2 separate regions of the Homo sapiens genome follow, and region 2 is linked to region 1. Evidence: chromatin contacts called from ENCODE Hi-C or POLR2A ChIA-PET data. All regions are on one chromosome and are shown on one strand. Each heading gives the region's core, a stretch centred on a gene start or an enhancer-like site at or near the end of the contact. The rest is flanking DNA. Distances are from core to core; before and after follow the strand shown.

Region 1 (2,700 bases), core at 151-2,650:
TCCATCCTCTCCTGTGTCTGTGAATGGGAAGCTGTGTTGAGACATGATGAAAGCTTTTGGAAAAGACAGAGCTTCAAGTCCAGCAAAGTGGTTTAATCCCTTTGATAGGAAAACACAAGTGGAGAAAGACTCAAAAGAGGCAAAATCAAAGGAAGTTGTATTTCAGATGATGCGTTAGTGAATGTGACATCCATTTAGATGGACCTCTGAATGAAGAATGTCAAACATCACGCACCCACAGGGAGGAAAACTTGGTGTCATGGCGTGGTCTAGAATGTCAGGAGTCAGGGCCCTAACAACTTGGTAAGAGCCTTGCTTGGGGGTCAGCAGGGCTTCCTGGAGAGACCACTGGCTTGGGAGTCTTTTCACAGACTCAGTCTCCCTATCTGTGATCACAAGCATCTTTATCAATTTCCTACTTTCTAAGATATGCTGGATCAAAATGTACCACTCTCTGAGCTTTGAAACACGGGATGAAGTTGGAGGAAGAGGAATGGAGGAGGGCGTGCTTATGTCTCATATGGAGATATTTGTATACTCTTCTGTGGGAATATATATGACTGTACTCATAGGAAAATGCTCCAAACTGGTTGGTGAACAGGCTGCCCCAGTCCCCTCAAGGCCCTTTAGGGTTAGCAGGAAGCATTCGAGGTGTTACACTTGAATGTAACACCAGAATACATGCTGGGGACAGAGAAGGCACTTGTAAGTAGGCAGAATTCCAACACACCCTCGTGATTCCTGCCCCCTGGTATACACCCCCTGAGGAACCCCAGGAAATCCTCACTCCCATGACTGGGGCATGTCATATGGCAGAGCTGAACTGAAGAAAGAAAGTTCATCTGGGGTGAGCTTGACCCAATCACAAGCCCTTTGAAGGGATTGGGCTTTTCCCGAAGTAAGAGATTCAAATTATTAGAGGAATTAGACAGAGGGGGCTTCTCCTTTGCTGGTTTTAAAGATGGAGGGGGCCACACGGCAAGGAATGTGGGTGACCTCTGGGAGCTGAGAGCAGCCCCCAGATGATAGCCAGCAAAAAAGTGAGGACCTCAGTCCTACAACCACAAAGACCTGAATTCTGCCAGAACCACAGGAGCTTGAAGGGGGCCCTGAGTTCCACATGAGAATGCTGGCCTCGCTGACACCCTGGTTTTGGCCTTGTGGGAACAGAGCAGAGGACACAGTCGCATCAAGCCTGGACTTCTGACCTACAGAACTGTGAGCTGATAAGTGGGTGCTGTTTCCAGCCACTATGTCTGTGGTCATCTGTTATGGCAGAAATAGAAAATCCAGTACAGAAAGGGAAGTCGGATCATAAACAGTTAGGAAGGCTGACTCTGGCATCAGATGACCTAGGTTCCTATTTTGCCTGGAGCTGAGGCACATTTGGAAAAGTTACTTCTCTAAGCTTCCGTTGCTTTATTTGCAAAATGGGGATAACAGTACTCACCAAAAAGAGCTGCTGCGAAGATGAAATGAAAGGTGTGTGTACAGTGCCTGGTTTACAGGAGCCCTCCTGAGAGGTAGCTCTTAGGATTTTCCACCAGGGGGCAGGGCTGGGAAAGGGGCTGGAGGGGTGGGGGTGAGGGGCAGGAGTGCTTCAAACGCCTTGAGGATAAGGAAGGAGAATCAGCAAGTCCCGAGTTCCTACGGTGTGTCAGCATCGTGCTCCCACTCCCGGGAGAGAGGCATTATCTTCAGTTTACAAAAGGGGAAAACAGGTGAGAGTTTAAAAACCTCGCCCGGAATCGCACGGCTAGTGCTGCAGGCTCCCCGGATTCCGCAGCAGCTGCTCTAGATGAGGGCATGCCTAGAGGCTCTGCTCCGCTGCAGCGTCTACGAGACCGGGAACCCGTGCCCCTTTCCTCCCCCCGCCCCGCCCCCCCAGAAGCCACGCCTGAGGAATTTTCTAAGACCTTTCCCTTTCGTCCCTCCCACGCCTAAGGTCCAGGTCCCAGGGCTTTCCCTTGCACCTTCATCCCTGGCCCTGCAGAGGCCTGCTTCTCGCTTCCGGGGTCGCCAGAGCGCCCCTCCCGCCACCCCGCCATCTCTTGGCCGGATCGTGCGAGAGAAGGGGAGGAGGTTGGGACGGGGGAGGGTGGCTGCGACAGGGGAGGGGAGCCTGGGAGAGGTGGGGAGGGAGGCTGGGACGGGGGAGCCCCAGCGCGGCAGGAACCGGGAGCCCTGAGCGCCACAACGTCTAGCGTGGCCTCGGAGGGTGACACAGGGGAGACCCCTCACCCCGCAGGGGACGAAGCCCCCAGTGCGGCTGGATAAGGCGGTGCTCGACGCCTGGGTGTGGCCCCCTGGCCAGCTGCAGCTCTGCGGCTGCGGAGGAGGCGGGGCTGGGGGATGCGGGGTGGGAGGGTGAGAGCCAGGAGGGGCCTGCGGAGGGGAGACAGAGGCCCTGTCCCCAGGGAACGGGCGTGGGGAGGCCGTTGGCAGTGCCGGGGACTCCCCGCCAGCGGGTCTCTCTTCCTGGAGGAAGGGCGGGCCAGCGGCCCCAGCCACCCAGAGACTGTGCCCAAGCCACACCGGTGGACAGGATCCTCCCAGGGGCCAGTCCTGGTTTCCCAGCTTTTCACAATTACCAACCTTAAAACAAAACAAAATTATCCTCTAGTGTACTCGGAGGTTTAATGGCACAGAGCCCGGTGGTAATAAATCTTTAAAAACCCGTCAGGTATTTCATTTAAAAAC
Region 2 (2,700 bases), core at 57-2,556, 37 kb before region 1:
AGGAACGATGGAATCAGAGTCACCCGAGGACCAAAGCTCCACACCTCTTGCTATCCCAGACTCTCTGGAACACCAGGAAGAAAACATATTTGGACAAAAATTATTCTTTGCAACATTAGAACTTTTGATTCTGGAATGAGACAAGGAAATATGTATGTATCTCAGAGAGACAATGAATTTTTAAAAGGAAATTGGGACCGTTTCTCAGGGTGAGATGTCTTATCCGGTTAACTGCGAGCCCCCAGGGATTTCTACTCAGAGTGTTCATCACATCAGGTTTCCATTCTCTACAATAAAAACATGGCTAGGGAGAAATTACCCAGCACTGGCAAGAAAGAGCTCCAAAATAGAAGCAGCTTTTGAGGAATTTGGAGGGATAAAACGGAATAGTATGTCTGAAAGTTGGCAACATGTAAAAAGGCTAAAAATGACAATTCTGCCTGTGATACTATGTCTAGTGTGCAACGCTTCATTCAAAAGGCAGGCACGTCTCCCCTCCAGGCGGGAGTGGGAATCTCAGTGGGGAACCGGGAACTGCGTTTGAGCTGATGCAGACTCAGGGTCAACTCGACAAGGGAGCCCGGCACCCAGACACAGCGGCGTTCACCTCACCTTGCACCGTCTTTGTCGGTCTTACAGGCATCAGCTTTCCCAGCCTCATTTGAGCCGGGATCTGAGTTGCATTTCTTTCTGGGTCAGGCCTTGCCATTAGGGAGAGATGAAGTCAACTGATGAGCGTGCCAGCCTTGAGGAAGGACAGAGTGCGGGAAGCAGAGTGTGGGAAGTTGGAAAAAATAATCTGCAAGGTAAACACCTTCAAGTCAATTTCAAGAGGCTGGCTAGAAACCGCCAGGACTTCAGGGGGCCCTGTCTCGCGGGTCTCCCTGCGCCCTCAGCACTTTGGCTTGGTATAAGGCCACCTTGTCCCTGAAGAGAGGCCTATTTTAAGCTGAGCAAGAAAAGGTGAGAAAGACTAAAATCAGCTTTGTGCAGAGACGCCAATTTCTGCTGCACACATGGAAACGATGTGCACATACAGCGAGCTGGCCCAGCTCCCGGCCACGTGGCTCACACTGTCCGTGCTCACCCACCCGTTGCCTTCACCCCCAGCAGCACTGGTTGTGAAAAGGGTAACTGCCTGAGCCACCCCACCACTGCGGGCCTGCCAAGGACAGGCAGGAACTCAGCCATGCCCCGCAAGGAGCCCAGGGGCATCTCCAGGGACGGCTCCCCAGCCTATGGGCTCGCTCCCTGAGAGGCCGTGCTCGGGCTCGCCTGCTCAGCTCACTCCGAAAGCCTCTGCTCAGACCTGCACCCAGTCACAGCAGCACAGATGTGCAGGAGGAGACCATTTCCACGGACCCTCCGACTCCTAGGAGGCAGGTGAGGAGAGGGGGAGGGAGGGGACCAGCGCTGGTGCTTCAGGTATGCTCTGGCCACTGCGATTCACTCTGCTTTGTGCTTGGGGTTTCACACGCATCTCGGCGACTGTGTGCGGAAAGTACAGTCGTGACCATGCGCAGGTGAGGCCTGGAGGAGGTCAGCTAAACTGCTCTCTCTCAATGGTTCTGAACCCTGAGAGTACATCAGAGTCACCTGGAGGACTTACGAAAACACACACTGCAGAATTTCTGACTTGGTCGATGCAGGTTGGGGCCAAAAATGTGTATCTCTAACAGGTTCCTGGGCGATGCTGACGCCGATGCTGTGCGTCCTGAGCCACACTTGGGGAGCTACTGCGCAAGCTCGCACAGCTAGCCGACCGCTGAGCTGGGGCTCAGACCTGGGTCAGTCCTGGTCCACAGGCCAGCCCCTTTCTCACGTCCCCTGGTGAACGGCGGCATGGTGGCCTCATGGACACTGAGCAGGGCCCCTAGGGAAGCCTGTATGGAGGCCACTTCACTTTGAATGGATCTGGGATAGAGGAAGGACGCGAGCTGTGGGAGCCTGGGTCCTGGGCACAGCGGGCATGTCATGGCAGGGTTCACCAGCCTCCTTTCAGCAGTTCCCTAGTTCTGCCCCAGCTACCTGTGGTTGGTGGTGGGAGGTTTATTTGTTAGTTCCTTCAGCAGTGACTCACCACACTTACTGAGAGCTTACCGTGTGCCAGGACTGCCACAGGTATGGGGATGCAGAGTGTCCACAGCCCCCCAGAAGATTGATGATAGCACCCTCCATGTAGGAAGGGCTGTGACTGCAGACAGGGCATGGGGCGGGGCACCTGTGTTTGCCACAACCTCTAGAGGGTCCCTTCATATTCACGTCTGTGCGTGGGGCCCTCCTCCACCCAGATCTGCTTCCGCAGCACAGCCACACAAGTCTACAGCTGGTGACTGTGGCTGGCAAGCAGGGGAAGGTGGGTGGGGGCGGCAGCCGTGGGCTTTCCACTGGGTCCCAGCAGACCAAGTCCTGGTACAAGGAAGCACGGGCTGGCACTGGCAAACCCTCCTCAGGGAGCAGCAGGCCAGGAACCTGGGCTGGGACTAATTATTGCTGAAGAGAGAACAGGGCCAAGTGTCCCTCATGTCCCCCCAGCAGCCGGGGCAAGCAGAGAAAGAAATGTCGGAACCGGGGAGAGGCCCCTGCCTCTGCACAGGGCTAAACATCATGCCAGCTGGCAAGGGAGAAATGGGTACAGGGCCCAGGGGCATTATCACAGAAGAAGGCAATGAAAGGTGCGTTGGGGGCTGAGGCAACCCA

What was found. A loop is a pair of places that touch in the nucleus more often than their neighbours do. ChIA-PET counts read pairs that join two places held with the same protein, here RNA polymerase II (POLR2A). Pooled maps may share reads with other maps.
Region 2: a loop to region 1 is called in a map of heart right ventricle, with 11 times the contacts of the local background. The contact joins the promoter of TP53AIP1 here to the promoter of KCNJ5-AS1 in region 1. A Hi-C loop is called at or near these places in 15 of 168 maps with a recorded cell type or tissue (Caco-2, DLD1, HCT116 and 10 more) and 10 of 50 pooled maps. POLR2A ChIA-PET finds 5 or more read pairs at or near these places in 12 of 52 experiments (A549, A673, BJ and 9 more).

The regions. Positions count from the first base shown.
Region 1 is chr11:128,904,931-128,907,630 of GRCh38, reverse strand. It overlaps KCNJ5-AS1 (KCNJ5 antisense RNA 1), which reads left to right and starts at 1,400. Exons shown (of 4, transcript NR_045767.1): 1 at 1,400-1,482. All of the region lies in intron 1 of KCNJ5 (potassium inwardly rectifying channel subfamily J member 5), which reads right to left. RefSeq lists a silencer at 2,466-2,535.
Region 2 is chr11:128,941,477-128,944,176 of GRCh38, reverse strand. It overlaps TP53AIP1 (tumor protein p53 regulated apoptosis inducing protein 1), which reads left to right and starts at 1,306. Exons shown (of 4, transcript NM_022112.3): 1 at 1,306-1,383.